Linked DNA regions of Homo sapiens: region 1 is linked to region 2. A link is an interaction called in ENCODE POLR2A ChIA-PET data of the cell type or tissue named here. Cell type or tissue: PC-3. All regions are shown on one strand. Each heading gives the region's core, and the rest is flanking DNA. Links, peaks and the distances in the headings are about the cores only.

What was found. Peaks named below come from ENCODE experiments on the same cell type or tissue, not always from the same donor. Only the 100,000 strongest peaks of a DNase experiment are listed, where the experiment ranks them.
Region 1: POLR2A ChIA-PET joins it to region 2 with 6 read pairs; 2 of 35 experiments call an interaction of 5 or more read pairs at or near these places.

The regions. Positions count from the first base shown.
Region 1 is chr5:115,925,348-115,933,688 of GRCh38, reverse strand. No RefSeq gene overlaps it. Among named protein-coding and RNA genes, the nearest start is that of LINCADL, 27 kb to the left of the region's middle. RefSeq lists an enhancer at 2,537-3,736. In PC-3, for the core only: no CTCF peak of the experiment used is centred there; a DNase peak (open chromatin) is centred at 4,918; H3K27ac peaks cover 2,513 bases.
Region 2 is chr5:115,872,918-115,881,258 of GRCh38, reverse strand. All of the region lies in intron 3 of AP3S1 (adaptor related protein complex 3 subunit sigma 1), which reads right to left. Among named protein-coding and RNA genes, the nearest start is that of AP3S1, 35 kb to the right of the region's middle. RefSeq lists a silencer at 568-765. In PC-3, for the core only: a CTCF peak has its summit at 5,630 (motif pointing right); a DNase peak (open chromatin) is centred at 7,688.

The DNA of each region.
Region 1 (8,341 bases), core at 103-8,102, 53 kb before region 2:
TGTGATTTTTATTGAGCAATGAATCCTTTGTATATAAGTCAGAAGTTTATTGAATAAAAAGGAAATGTCTTAATAGTAAGCACTTGTATCATCATGGCATAAATAAGCTTTGAAGTTTCACATTAAGAACTTTGTTCTACTATATTTAGTGGTACTGAAAAGTAGTGGAGGGATCTACAAAGCAGACAAGCTTTAGGAAAACATTTTAAGGTTTTTGCAGAATAATTTAAATTTAATTTTAAAAGAAGATGGAATTCTTTGGGATTTTTTACTTGGGGTGAATAAAAGCAAGCATGCAAGTGCTAGGTCAAAAGACATGGCATTTACTGTTGGAGAGTAAGTACTATTGCTTTACAGGCCATTCAAAGATAAGCCTTGTGGCTAAACATTGCATAAACTTGACCTTGGCTCACAGATTTTAGCTTCCATACTTTACTCTTCCCATCTCAAAAGAATAACCAGTCGTGATTACCATGACCGCACTGTTAGGAATGACTAACACCATTTTTCCCGTTTATTTACCCTATTGGGTCATATTATCTTAAGGAACACTGGATAACTGTGTGTGATGCCGGTGACTCCTTGGCCATCAGTGGAACACAGTCAGTCTGAACTTGCATGCATGCCACATGAATGATCCAGATCGCCATATGCAGCTGTGACGCTGGTCAAAGCAGCATGTCATGTTTCTAATAAGCCTGTATGTTATTATAATACAGAACATACAGTCATAATACAGAACAGGTCACTTACCTTAGTTTGCACATGCTGCCCTTTGTAGTCAGCTCCTTCCCTTATTCCCAACCTTTGATAACCACTGTTCTTCATCCCTATAGTTTTGTCTTCTCCAGAATGTCATCTAAAAGGACTCATACGGTATGCAGCCTTTGGGGTCTGGTTTATTTCAATGAGCAAATATGCATTTGAGATTCCTCCATGTTGTTGGATAAAATCACTTAATATTCATATTCATATACCACACCTGCATAGTTTAGATTCTGCTCTGGTGAATCCCTTGAATACTGTTATTAGCTTTTTTATTGCAGTATAACAAATTACCATAAACTTACAGGCTTAAAACAATTCCCATTATAACCTCAAATTTTCCATGGGTCTGGAATCCATCCTCTGTCTAAGGTCTCACCAAGTTGCGACCAATGTTGTCCAGGGCTACAATCTCACCTGAGGCTCATGGTCCTCTTCTAAGCTCATTGGCTGTTGGCAGAATTCCGCTGTAGGACCAAGGCCTCTGTTGTCTTGCTGGCTGTCAGCTGAGCATCTCTCTCAGCTCCTCAGCTATCTCAGGCTGCTGCTTCCTGCCATGTGGCCCACTCTACAATATAGCTATTTGCTTCTCCGAGGCTAGCAAAAGTATGTCTCTCTTGCTTCAAATCTCTCCCTGCCCCAAATGCTTGGACCCTACCCTCTTTTTAAAAGCTTGCCTGATTAGACTGGATCCACCCAGGAAAATATTCCTCTTTGTTAATTCAAAGTCAACTGGGTAGGAACCTTAATGACATCTACAAAAGTCGCTTTACCTTTGCCACATAATGTAATCTAGTCACAGAAGTAAAGTCGTATCATATTCCCACACATTGCCCACACAACGGGGAGGGGATTATTCAGGGTTTGTACACTAGGATGCACAGATCTGGGGGACTATCTTAAACATTCTACGTATCATAATATCCTACTCCTTCCTACCAATTTAAATGCTTCTCAAAATCTCTCTCACATCCCACTTCTTTACAAAGTCTTTCAATGCTCATTTTCGTAGCTAACAAAATTGAGTCTCAGAGAGTATATGACAATGACTCCACTGATTAACAGCAGAGCCAGTACCACAGAGTTATTTCACCTCTGTAGCCATTACTTTCTGCATAGCAAAGGTAGGAGTTTAATGTGAAAATTTCTCAGGTCTCCCTGGCTCTAACAGCTATAGATGCAAGTGGGATGGCTCTGCGGTGAGAAACTGGGCAGGTCACTATGGGGGAACAGAGCAGTTCAACTTTCATCTTATTCACATATTGTCATACCAAGTAAAATTTTGTGTGAACCAAAATTTCAAGAGCTTCAGAAAAGGAGCTTGAACACCAAGGATTTAGCCTAGCCTCATCTTATGGATTAGAAATATAAGGACCTTTCTTACTCAACATGTCCAATTCTGGGAAGTGAGATGAAAGCCTTAATTGAGGGGTTGATTTGAGTCAGTACAGAGAACAATGGGCTTCTCACAAAAGTAAAGCACACATTACGTGTGAAGATGTCCGTGTCTTAATTCTTAGAATTTGTAAGTGTTGTTTTATATGCTAAAAGGTGCTTGGCAAAAGTGATTCAGTGAAGGATCTTCAAATGGGGAGATTACCTTGGGTTATCCTGGGGGGTTCTATGTAATCACAGGAGGCCCTAGAAGAGGGAGGCAGAAGATCAGAGAAAAAGAAGGCAATATGAAGAGGAGCAGAGAGAGATTTGAAGATGCTATACTCCTGACTTGGGACATGGAGAAAGGGGCCATAAGCCAGGGAATGTAAGGAATGCAGCTCTAGAAACTGGAAAAGACAAGGAAAATATTCTCTCCTGGAGCCTCCAGGAACCAGCCTTTCACTTTGCCTTTAGAGCAGTGAAACTGATTTTAGATTTCTAACCTCCTGCAAGAGAATAAACTTGTCTTGTTTCGAGCTGCTAAACTTGTAATAATCTGTTTCGGCAATAGGACACTGATATGTTAGGCATTAGGAGAGAAGTGTATGTCCAGGGGATATGTTAAAATAGAACAGGGATTCTCAAACTTTTTTGACTGCAACTTTTGATAAGGAATACATTTTACATCAATATCCAATATTGTCAGAGGCGTGTGAACCAGAGCAACTCCATCTTAAACAGGAGCTGGGTAAAATGAGGCTGAATCCTACTGGGCTGCATTCCCAGACGGTGAAGGCATTCTAAGTCACAGGATGAGATAGGAGGTCAGCACAAAATACAGGTCATAAAGACCTTGATGATAAAACAGGTTGCAATTGTTAGATATGAGTTCTAAATTTCTTTTCAAAGAATCAATATGTCAGTATGTTCAATTTTTTGCCTTCTACTTTTAAACTTAACTTCCTCGTAAAGCAACCTTTTTCGATCACCTGCCCCATCCTGACTAATTCCGATTACCTACTCCACCCTGACTCATTCCGATTACCTGACGCACCCTGACTCATTCCGATTACCTGCTCCACCCTGATTCATTCCGATTACCGGCTCCACCCTGACTCATTCCTGTTACCTGATGCACCCTGACTAATTCCAATTACCTACTCCACCCTGACTCATTCCGATTACCTGACGCACCCTGACTCATTCCGATTACCTGCTCCACCCTGATTCATTCCAATTACCGGCTCCGCCGTAAGTCATTCCGATTACCTGATGCACCCTGACTCATTCCAATTACTTGCTCTGTCATAACCATTTTTCCCGCCACACCACTCACCCCGTCGATCTCTTTAAATTAGCCAATCAGAATTAGTTTAGCCTGCACGGTCTAACCCTGGCCAATAGCAGAAAGACACAACAACGGGGGCCACGTGCGTCAGGGATAAGAACCCCTTCCCCTCCCTTGTCCAAGTGTGCGCTCATCGTTGCTCCATCTGTAAGGGTGCACCCTTCTATAGAAGTACCTTGCCTTGCTGAGAATTAAAAACAAACATTTATTTTCGAGTACTATTTCTTTTGTGGCACTGAAACTTTATAACACAGTAAAAGAGCCAGCCAAAACCCCCCAAAACCAAAATGGCAACGAGAGTGACTTCTGCTCTTCCTCACTGCTACATTCCCACCAGCACCATGACAGTTTACAAATGCCATGGCAACATCAGGAAGTTACCCTATATGGTTTAAAAAGGGGAGGCATGAATAATCCACCCCAAATAACCATAAAAATGGACAACCAGCAGCTCCCGGGGCTGCTTTGTCTATAGAGTAGCCATTCTTTTATTCCTTTACTTTCTTAATAAACTTTCTTTCACTTTGCACCACGGACTAGCCCTGAATTCATTCTTGCACGAGATCCAAGAACCCTCTCTTGGGGTCTGGATCGGGACTCCTTTCTGGTAACAATATGACTAAACATACAGCTGTGCACACACACAGAATAAAAAATCTTGCAAATCAGTATTATTCCACAAAATGTATTGATATTTTCTGTATTATTTTATTCTATTCCATTATTTCATTTTTTAAAAAATATTGGTTAGGACCCACTAAATAGATTGCATAATCCCTTAATCAGTATCTAACACTGGCATTCAAGGAAGAGAGTAGACTCTGAGAAGTGTAGACTGGGATCCAACTGAAAGGGGCTTTAAATGTCAGCCTCTTGACAGCATATGATAAATGCCTCTTAGTAGTTCATAGTTGGTGCCACTGCCATCAGGGCCCTAACAAAGTACAGACTATATACCAAGTGTTTCCCTAGAACTCTGAATTCTCTCTGTCAGTAGTTCTCAACTGAGGTTGGCTTTGCAACCCAGACTCATTCCAATTACCTGCTGCACCCTGACTCATTCCCAATTACCTGCTCCACCCTGATTCATTCCGATTACCTGCTCCACCCTGACTCATTCCGATTACCTGCTCCACCCTGACTCATTCCGATTACCTGCTCCACCCTGACTCATTCCGATTACCTGATGCACCCTGACTCATTCCGATTACCTGCTCCACCCTGACTCATTCCGATTACCTGATGCACCCTGACTCATTCCGATTACCTGATGCACCCTGACTCATTCCGATTACCTGCTCCACCCTGACTCATTCCGATTACCTGCTCCACCCTGACTCATTCCGATTACCTGATGCACCCTGACTCATAGGTGTCATAATAATGTTGGGCAGTGTCTGGAGATATTTTTGCTGTTACGACTTGGAGGGGGGGCTGTTGTTGGCATCTAGTGGGTAGAAACCAGGGATGCTGCTGCTAATCATCCTGCAATGCACAGGACACCCCCCCAACAACGATGAATTATCCAGCCCAAAATGTAAGTGCAGAGGTTGAAAGATCCTGCTCTGGCTGGATCTTCTCTCAGTCAGTTGTGTCCAGCAGTTCAATCTCTTTTGAAATCCTTCCCCAGCTGTGTCCTCCCTGTGCTCCAAAACTATGCCTCTCCTACCTGGTGTAAAACATCACAAGCTCTTATGAATTAGGCTTTTGATAAGTGATGGCTGCATTAAAAAGAGTGTATTATATAGTGAATCTGAAAGTGGTGATTGTGGATATGTGCAAAAGATCATCTTGGCACACGGTGGCCTATTCCAGGTTGCCACTGCCAGACTACTAAACAAGCAAATCTGCAAATTGTTTCAAATCTCCAGAACTACAGGGTAGCTAATTTCTGTCATCTAAACATGCATTTTAGTTTGGTAGATTTTACTGCAATCACATTTAAAGTACATTTAAAGATCATTTGAACAGGGCATAGGTAGTACTGGTCCAGTGAAAACTGAAAAGATAATGACTTCCACATTATAAAGCTGTTTAGAAGCTCTTTTTGTGCAAAAAATAATTTTACCAGTGTCTCTAATCCTATGTGGTCCATTGTAGGGCACTAGAAAGCAGCTTAAAGGTAGAAGGAATAGTCAGTAACCAGCGTCTGTTGTTTCTACAAATAACTAGCATAAAATATACCACATGTATGGGAAATAATATCTAATTAAAGCCAACATGGGACAACTTTCTGGGAGGCCCAGGCCACATTCACAGGGCCAGCTCATTGGAGTGGGGGTAGGGATAGAGTGGTGGTGGCGGTTAGTGTCAAAGGATGGAATATGAAAATAATCTATTTTAGCCTCCATATTGGGGGGAGAGGTCTTTGAAAAACATGAATATGTATTGTTAATAATTCTAGAATAAAGGTTTTTTAGGTTTGTGTATAGTATCTCTTCTGGTTTCATTGGAACATGAAAAGTACCTATAAAAATAAACTCCAGGAAGTGGAAGGTAAACTACAAAGGGAGTTTTAAATGTAAAAATTAGAACCTCTGCCCCTTCAAACTAAAACAGCTTCACTGTGGAAAATACTCTGATCTTAATTTCTGTGCTGCAATATGCAGTCTCTCCCCAACCCTAAGAGAGACTGGCGTAGTGGTGAGGAAAGGTCTTAGCACACCAAAATTCGGGAGCTTGAGTAGTTAAGAACGGTATCAGAGAGAGAAGGTTCCAGATGAGCACGTTCCAAGGAACAAACACTTGAAAGTGAAAAACTATTTACTAACCAGTGACTTGTTCCTTCTGTATTTGTATGGTCTTACTGCTGAGGCAAAGGCATGTAAGTTAAAAAAAAAAAAAGCCACAATTTTATGAAATGCTGAACTTCTTTGTGTTTGGCACATGCTAAGCACTCTATATGGCATGTAATCATCACAATAGTTCTATGAGGTAAGTACCACTGGCATTCCTATTTACAGATGAGAAAACAGACTTACAGAGATTATTTGGTTTAATTAAAAGACCAAACTAGGTTTGGAAATCGTGTTTTGACTCTAGAAGCCATGTAATTAATCACCCTCGGATATGCAGGACATGGAATTCTTTCAAACACTGACAATGGTTTATTTTATGATGGGCTCAAAGTAAAGGGACTTGTTAAGGTGTGGATGGTTGAAACGTTGGATATCAGTGAGTTTCTTTTTATTTTCTTTTTATTTATTTATTTTTTTTGAGACGGAGTCTTGCAGTGTTGCCAGGCTGGAATGCAGTGGCGCGATCTCTGCTCACTGCAACCTCCACCTCCTGGGTTCAAGTGATTCCCCTGCCTCAGCCTCCTGAGTAGCTGGGACTACAGGCGCCCACCACCACGCCCAGCTAATTTTTTGCATTTTTTAGTAGAGACAGGGTTTCACCATGTTGGCCAGAATGGTCTCGATCTCCTGACCTCATGATCCACCTGCCTCGACCTCCCAAAGTGCTGGGATTACAGGCCTGAGACACCACACCCAGCCATCAGTAAGTTCCTTTTTATCTTTTTCCCAATCCTATTCATTTTACTAAGCAATCTATTATAGAAGCTAGTTATAACATAGAAATTATATTTCCCAAATCCTGTGATCTTACACAGGCAAGTTACCTAGTATATAATAGGATATATATATATATATATATATATATGCAGTGGGTAACTTGATAGGCTATATATATATATAGTGTGAGGAGGCAGAGTATGTTAAATGTTTTGGTTTTGGCATCTCACTGAGTGAGCTGTATTGTCAGTAGTAGCAGAGTCCTAATGAAATCTGTCTCCAAAATGGCTGTGATTTCCACTAGATGAGCCATTATAGCTACTATTTATGGTACTCTGAAAGACACTCTTTTGGTCAGACTTCAATGAGCTGTGGAGTAACGGTGGATGCAAACTCCTTTCTTTGCCTACTGGTCTCCTGATTTGAGGAGCCAGAAGGACTAGAAGGCAGCTGCAGACTAAAAGCTAATGTGACTCTCGTTCTGCTTGAAAGCAGCATTTCCTTTTTGGGAACCAAGACTTCTATACCCATAGATCCTAGACTTGTGAGGACCAGAAGCACAAATTTCCCAAGTGGATCACTGGGAGAAGTGGGGCCGCTCCTACTTTTACCTCTTGATGCCTCGACTTACGGAGTCTACCTACTGGAGACACAGCACCATATATTTGTTATAATTAGGGTATATGTTACATCCTATAGAATATGTCCCTCTTCACAAGGTATCATCTCCAAGCTGGTGTTCAGGTGTCCCTTTAAAAGGCCATTTCATTACTCTATCAATCTAGCAGCTTCTAGGTTTCGGGGCTTGTGACAAGACCAGTCAATCAGTCTCATTGATCTGTATTCACTGCTGTACCTCCTTTGTTGTAAAGTGAATTCCTTGGTCCTTTGTGAGGTTATGTAGGATCCTAGGTAGGTGGATCAAACCCTTTGTAGGTCCTTGGATAGTGTTGTTGGCTGAGGCCATGCAGCCAGGAAAGGAAAGTTCATATCCAGAATATGTATCAATTCCAGTCAGAATTAATTTGCTCCCTATTCAAGATGGAAGGCATCCAAAGTTACTTGCCACCAAGTGGCTGGTTTCCTCAAGCGAAGGTGCTGAATCAGGGGCTGAGCCTTGCTCTCTGTTACTGGTAGATGGGATATTTGACACAAGCAGTAGCTCAATCAGCCTTGGTGAGCAGAAGCCCCTGCTGTTAGGACCATGTGCAGCCTCCATCCCTGTCACTATGGCTTCTCTACTCAAGTTCCTATTGTGCCAACACTGCAGTGGCCAATAACAGAGGCAGAGTGACATTCTAGTGAGTCTTTCTGTCTATTTGATTGTGTAAGCACC
Region 2 (8,341 bases), core at 331-8,330:
ATAACCAGCTAGCACCATAATGACAGGATCAAATACACACAAAACAATATTAACCTTAAATGTAAACAGGCTAAATACCCTAATTAAAAGACACAGATGGGCAAACTGGATAAAAGGTCAAGACCCATCAGTGTGCTGTATTCAGAAGACCCCTTCACGTGCAAAGACACACACAGGCTCAAAATAATGGTATGGAGGAATATTTACCAAGAAAATGGAAAGCAAAAAAAAAAGCAGGGGTTGCAATCCTTGTCTCCAATAAAACAGACTTTAAACCAACAAAGATCAAAAAAGACAAAGAAGGGCATCACATAATGGTAAAGGGATCAACCCAACAAGAAGAGCTAGCTTTCCTAAATATATATGCACCCAACACAGGAGCACCCAGATTCATAAAGCAAGTTCTTAGAAACATACAAAGAGATTCAGACTCCCACATAATAGTGGGAGAGTTTAACACCCCATTGTCAATATTAGACAGATCCACAAGACAGAAAATTAACAAGGATATTCGGAACTTCAACTCAGCTGTGGACCAAGTGGACCTAATAGACATCTACAGAATGCTCCACCCCAAATCAACAGAATATACATTCTTCTCAGCACCACATCACACTTATTCTAAAATTGACCACATAATTGGAAGTAAAATACTCCCCAGCAAATGCAAAAGAACAGAAATCATAATGAACAGACTCTCAGACCACAGTGCTATCAAATTAGAACTCAGGATTAAGAAACTCACTCAAAACCTTACAACTACATGGAAACTGAACAACCTGCTCCAGAGTGACTACTGGGTAAATAATGAAATTAAGGTAGAAATAAATGAGTTCTTTGAAACCAATGAGAACAAAGATACAATGTACCAGAATTTCTGGGACACAGCTAAAGCAGTGTTTCAGTGGAAATTCATAGCACTAAAATCTCCACAGGAGAAAGCGGGAAAGATCTAATATCGACACCCTAACATCACAATTAAAAGAACTAGAGAAGCAAGAGCAAATTCAAAAGCTAGCAGAAGACAAGAAATAACTAAGATCAGAGTAGAACTGAAGGAGACAGAGACATGAAAAACCCTTCAAAAAATCAATGACTCCAGGAGCTGGTTTTTTGAAAAGACTAACAAAATATATAGACCACTAGCCAGACTAATAAAGAAGAAAAGGGTAATCAAATAGACACAATAAAAAATTATACAGGGGATATCACTACTGATCCCACAGAAATACAAACTACCATCAGAGAATACTATAAACAACTCTACGCAAATAAACTAGAAAATCTAGAAGAAATGGATAAATTCCTGGACACATACACCCTCCCAAGACTTAAACCAGGAAGAAGTCGAATCTCTGAACCAGACCAATAACAAGTTCTGAAATTGAGGCAGTAATTAATAGCCTAACAACCAAAAAAAGCCCAGGACCAGACAGGTTGACAGCCGAATTCTACCAGAGGCACAAAGAGGAGATGGTATCATTCCTTCTGAAACTACTCCGATCAATGGAAAAAGAGAGTCTCCTCCCTAACTCATTTTTTGAGGCCATCATCATCCTGATATGATACCAGAGCCTGAGAGAGACACAAGAAAAAAGAGAGAATTTTAGGCCAATAACCCTGATGAACATTGATGCGAAAATCCTCAATAAAATCCTGGCAAACCGAATCTAGCAGCACATCAAAAAGCTTATCCAACACAATCAAGTCGGCTTCATCCCTGGGATGCAAGGCTGGTTTAACATACGCAAATCAATAAACGTAATCCATCACATAAACAGAACCAGTCACAAAAACCACATGATTATTTCAATAGATGCAGAAAAGGCCTTTGATAAAATTCAACACCCCTTCACACTAAAAACTCTCAGTAAACTACGTATAGATGGAACATATCTCAAAATAATAAGAGCTATTTATGACAAAACCATAGCCAATATCATACTGAATGGGCAAAAGCTGGAAGCATTCCCTTTGAAAACTGGCACAAGACAAGGATGCCCTCTCTCACCACTCCTATTCAACACAGTATTGGAAGTTCTGGCCAGGGCAATCAGGCAAGAGAAAGAAATAAACTGTATTCATAGAGGAAGAGAGAAAGTCAAACTGTCTCTGTTTGCAGATGACATGATTGTATATTTAGAAAACTCCATAGTCTCAGCCCAAAATCTCCTGAAGCTGATAAGTAACTTCAGCAAAGTCTCAGGATACAAAACCAATGTGCAAAAGTCACAAGCATTCCTATACACCAATAATAGACAAACGGAGAGCCAAATTAGGAGTGAACTCCCATTCACAATTGCTACAAAGAGAATAAAATACCTAGGAATACAACTTACAAGGGATGTGAAGGGCCTCTTCAAGGAGAATTACAAACTACTGCTCAAGGAAATAAGACAGAACACAAACAAATGGAAAAACATTCCATGCTCATGGATAGGAAGAATCAGTATCGTGAAAATGGCCACACTGTCCAACGTAATTTATAGATTCAATGTTATCCCCATCAAGCTACCATTGACTTTCTTCACAGAATTACAAAAAAGTACTTTAAACTTCATATGGAACCAAAAAAGAGCCTGTACAGCCAAGACAATCCTAAACAAAAGGAATAAAGCTGAAGGCATCACAATACCTGACTTCAAACTATACTATAAGGCTAGAGTAACCCAAACAGCATGGTACTGGTGCCAAAACAGGTATACACACCAAGGGAACAGGACAGAGGCCTCAGAAATAATGCCACACATCTACAACCATCTGACCTTTGGTAAATCTGACAAAAACAAGAAATGGGGAAAAGATCCCTGTTTAATAGATGTTGGGAAAACTGGCTAGCCATATGCAGAAAACTGAAAGCGGACCCCTTCCTTACACCTTATACAAAAATTAAGTCAAGATGGATTAAAGAGTTAAACGTAAGACCCAAAACCATAAAAACCCTAGAAGAAAACCTAGGCAATACCATTCAGGACATAGGCATGGGCAAAGACTACATGACTAAAACACCAAAAGCAATTGCAACAAAAGCCAAAATTGACAAATGGGATCTAATTAAACTAAAGAGTTTCTGAACAGCAAAAGAAACTATCATCAGAGTGAACAGGCAACCTACAGAATGGGAGAAAATTTTTGCAATCTAGCCATCTGACAAAGGGCTAATATCCAGAATCTACAAGGAACTTAAACAAATTTACAAGGAAAAAGCAAACAATCCCATCAAAAAGTGGGCAAAGGATATAAACAGAAACTTCTCAAAAGAAGACATTTATGCAGTCAACGCACATATGAAGAAAACCTCATCATCACTGGTCATTATGGAAATGCAAATCAAAACCACAATGAGATACCATCTCATTCAGTTAGAATGGCGATCATTAAAAAGTCAGGAAACAACAGATGCTGGCGAGGATGTGAAGAAACAGGAACGCTTTTACACTGTTGGTGGGAGTGTAAATTAGTTCAACCACTGTGGAAGACAGTGTGGTGATTCCTCAAGGATCTAGAACCAGAAATACCATTTGACCTAGCAACCCCATTACTGGGTATATACCCAAAGGATTACGAATCATTCTACTATAAAGACACATGCACACATATGTTTACTGCAGCACCGTTCACAATAGCAAAGACTTGGAACCAACCCAAATGCCCATCAGTGATAGAGTAGATAAAGAAAATGTGGCACACATACACCATGGAATACTATGCAGCCATAAAAAGGATGAGTTCCTGTCCTTTGCAGGGACATGGATGAAGCTGGAAACCATCACTCTCAGCAAACGAACACGGGAACAGAAAACCAAACACTGCATGTTCTCATTCATAAGTGGGAGTTGCACAATGAGAACACATGGACACAGGGAGGGGAACATCACACACCGGGACTTGTCAGGGGGTGGAGGGCTAGGGGAGGGATAGCATTAGAAGATAATGCTGTCCTACATCTACCTAATGTAGATGACGGGTTGATGGGTGCAGGAAACCACCATGGCATGTGTATACCTATGTAACAAACCTACACCTTCTACATATGTATCTCAGAACTTAAAGTACAATAAAAATATATATATATTACAAAGCTTTTCCTCACAGGAGAATTTCAACTATTAAATATTGAGGTATGATAGAAAAAAACCCCACCATTTGGTAAACACCATAAATATTAATAATTCTTTTAGGTAAGAATGATCAATAGATATTAAGATGAATTAACAAATATATGACTAGAAAAAGTATATTTACATAGTCTCAAATATTCCCCATAAAAATACTAGCACCATGGGAAAATGAAACTTTATGGTGCATAAACCTGTTGGACTCAAACTTAACCAAGTGATCATCACAAATATCACAAGTAGTGGAACAAATGGACATCATATACCTCCTGATATGATGCACTATGGACATAACATTATTTCTGTGGTATTCTTGCCCAAAATGCACAATCTAAATCATTAAGAAGTATCAAACAAACCCAAATTGGGGAATATCAAAATAACTGGCTAGTACTCATCAAAAGGATCAGTATATGAAAGACATGAATGAAAGACAAAGTTAAAGAATTGTTACACAGTAAAGGAGATTAAGAAGACATGGCAGCTAAATGGAATGTGTGAATTACATCCAGAATGAGAAAAAGGACATTTGAATGGGACAAGTGGCAAATTGTAAACAAGGCCTACAGATTATATAGTAGTGTATCAATGTTAATTTCTTGGGTTAATAGCTGTACTGTGGTTAATGTTAAATTTGGGGAGTCTCTCCACCATGTCCAATTCCTTCCTGAAAACCAACCATTCTACATTAGGACATGATGAATTTACCTTAAATCAAAGAAAAAGACCAACATAACCTGAGTTTTTCTCTTAAACCTACATTGAAGGGAAGAAAATAAATTTTAAGTCACTTCCAGCTCCAAAACTCTGACTTTAAGCACTTGAGTTCTAAACTACTTCCTTCACTACTGTGAAGTAACTAAGAAAAGCGTGTCTACTATATTCTAGACCATTTGCTGATTGTTTATATAAATTAGTTCTAATTCTTACAACAATGCTGGTGAGATAAGTATGAATATCAGCACTTACAAAAAAGAAAACTGGGGACAGATGAGGTTAAGTAATTGCCTAAAGTTATATAACTGTTATGTGACAGAGCCAAGATTCAAATCCATACTACCTGACTCTAACACCCTGACACTCTAAACCTGACGCCATGATGCCTCCTAAAAGAACTGCTAAGACATCAATGAAACATGTAAATTAGAAAAGCAGTTATCATCAAATTTGATACCAGGATTTGTCACAAATAGCAATGTAAATAACTGAGAATTATTATATTTGCAATTGCTGGAAATCAGACTTCTCAAGCATGAAAATAACACAGGAAAATAATTTTAGGAATCCTGCACAACTCTAACAATCTGACCCAAACTATTTTAAAAAAACTGGGGGTTGCCCAAAAATACATGAGAAACAAATCTTACTGAAAACAGAAAGTTTTAAATAACCTGGTAATACAGTATAATGTAGGAGGCAGAATTTTCCTAAAATGATCCTGGGCATTCACTTGAGTGCCTGGAAAATAAGCTCGCTAGGCCAGGAATCCCTCTTGCTCCAGCAGGAGGAACTGCACCAGAAACTCATCTTCCTCTGGGACCAAGAGTTGGTTCATCTCCAACAGGAGAGTTGCAAATTCCCACAATTTCCAAGTGCTGGACAGTCGGTTTTCCTAGGCAATTTTAAAAAACAGGTGGTACCCAAACCTACATAGCCCAAGGCTTAAACAGTGTATCTGTCACCCCACCACCAAGTGTGCTTTCAGGCCTACCATCATGATAGATGAGAACCATAATTGGGTGGGCCTTCATCGGCACACCACTGTATATTCAGTCGGTCAGAAGTACCTACCTCGCCATAATTTGCCAGGTGATGCTGGGAAGATCAGAGACCTTTCCTCACTTAAGTATTCTTGGCTTATAAATTTCCCCAATGAAGACTATTTCTTATCACATAAATGTGTCATATAAAATTCATTCCAAGCCATCAAACAACATATAGGATAAAAAGATTCAAAAATGCTTCTAACAATGAGAAAGTCAGAAAGATTAAAAAAAAACATATTTACTTCAGTTTGTGTACTAACAAAATAATATTTTATATGCCTTTCTTACAAATATATGCTTTAGTGATAATGTTAGCTAAAAACCACTGAAATGTTAATCATTTAGTCATGGGTTTCACATGAAATATCTTTTTTTAACGCTCACACCTACTCTGTGAATTGGTGTTATTATTATTATCCCTGTTTTGTGGATGAGGAAAGTTAGGGTCAAAGAGGTTAAATAACTTGCCAAAATTACATAGTATATGGCAGAGCTAAATGGTTTTAACCACTACAAGATAATAGATAGCTTTAATTCACAGGTCTTTCTAACAACCTCTTGTCTGTAGGCAACATGTTGAAACAAGCATGTAAAGTTAAAAAAAAAATTAAGGTCTATAAAGAATAAATAACTTGCTCAACATCATACTAAATGAGCATTAGCAGCCATGAATAAAATAATTCCTCAAAAGGTAGTTTAACAGTACTGTAATAATAACAAATATTATATATGGAGCTCCAGTTTAAATATACATTCTAACAACATGGTCAGAACGTATCTTTCTAAACCTAAAGAAAGTTTAGCTGTTAGTTCTCAATTTTGTTGTTTTTTTAATCTAGCTACAACTGAATAAGACTGATGCTCTGATTACTGTTACATGTGGTACAGAAAACTGTAACAGAGATTTGGAATTATCCAGTGAATTTATATGCCTCCATTATCAGCTTGGCATAATAAACTAATTAAGGACAATACAACTGCTTATAAATAACTCAACCCAACATTAATATTTAATAAACTTCTATTCTCATCCTGTAAATATTTTAACACTTCCAATAACAATATGCTACAACAGAAAGGACTCCTTAAAAAGCTAGCTATTAACTCTAGCATATATGGCATACATAGCAGTTAATATCACACTAAAATGGTATATATCAATAAAAAAAAGTCCACCCCTTTTTTCCAAACTTACAAGGAATTTTTAAAAAGAAACAAAAGAAAACAAAAACTGATCATTCGTTTGGGTAGCTGGTGTAAATTCTGTGGACTACCAATGTAAATTCAGTACTGGTGGAATAGCGGTGTAAATTCCATAACGAATTTATTAATAATGCCTTCTCCCAGATTTTATACAGATACAAAGTCATATTTGGGACAACATATGCATACCTTAGAGACACTAACTCTCTGCATTAAAATATATGCTTCCAGTTATATGAATGGTATCACTTTGATATTTAAAATATCAAAATTATAAGCATAGGTTTAATAGTTACATATTGAGTTTTCTTGATCTGTTCTCTAAAAGAATATGCAAGACCAAGAGGTTTTGATGTAAACTCTCTTGGTTTATAATTTTCCACTTTTACTTTTTACATTAAAATTGCCTTTCTAAAAACTAGAGGATGAACAAATTAAGAAAATCAGTTCTCTCTGAATAGCTATTTGATGAAACAGAAGCAGAAATAATAAGCTATGCACTTCCATCTTTGTTTATTCAACTGATGTTTTTTAAAGTGACTGACTCATGTGTGCTCAGTACACTCCCTCTTCAGTATTTAATGAACTGTGGTAATTGAAGGGGAAAGATCACAACCACAGAACTTCCAACATGTTCCTGATAGTGACAGACATAGTACCTATAAGGTGAATTACAGAAATCTTCTTTTTTGTGACACAATACATCAGCATGTGGTAACTCAGGGGTATTGTAAAAACAGCTCTAGCCTACTTTAGTAATCGGAAAATGACAAAGTCCTCCTGAAATCCTTTCTTCTGTATGTTATCTAATATCAAAACAAGTGATCAACGTGTGAAGCATGGATAAAAAATTTTGCAAAACACAAAAGATAGTTTCTACTTTCCACGAGTACATGACAGAATTTACTTTGGATATGATATATTAATACCATGTTTGTTCTTTGAAAACTCCCCATCTAATCCCCTTTGGAGATAGAACTACTTTCTCATAAGAAGATCAACAACAGCATCAAAATAATAATCAATGGTGATGACTTAATCTCAGGACGCAAGCATAAAATACTTCTGATTTACCTCTAGGAAAAGACACATTTGTTTTGGTCTTTCTTAATAGCAACATTTCTCTTCAATAAGAGACTAAATTTGAAATGGTACACTTTCTCCTGTTTTTCTTCCTGTAATTCTAGTGGCTAGGCTCAGGTAAATAAAAACAGTGTTTTGGAACATAGTGTGCATGTCTACCACTCTCTTCAG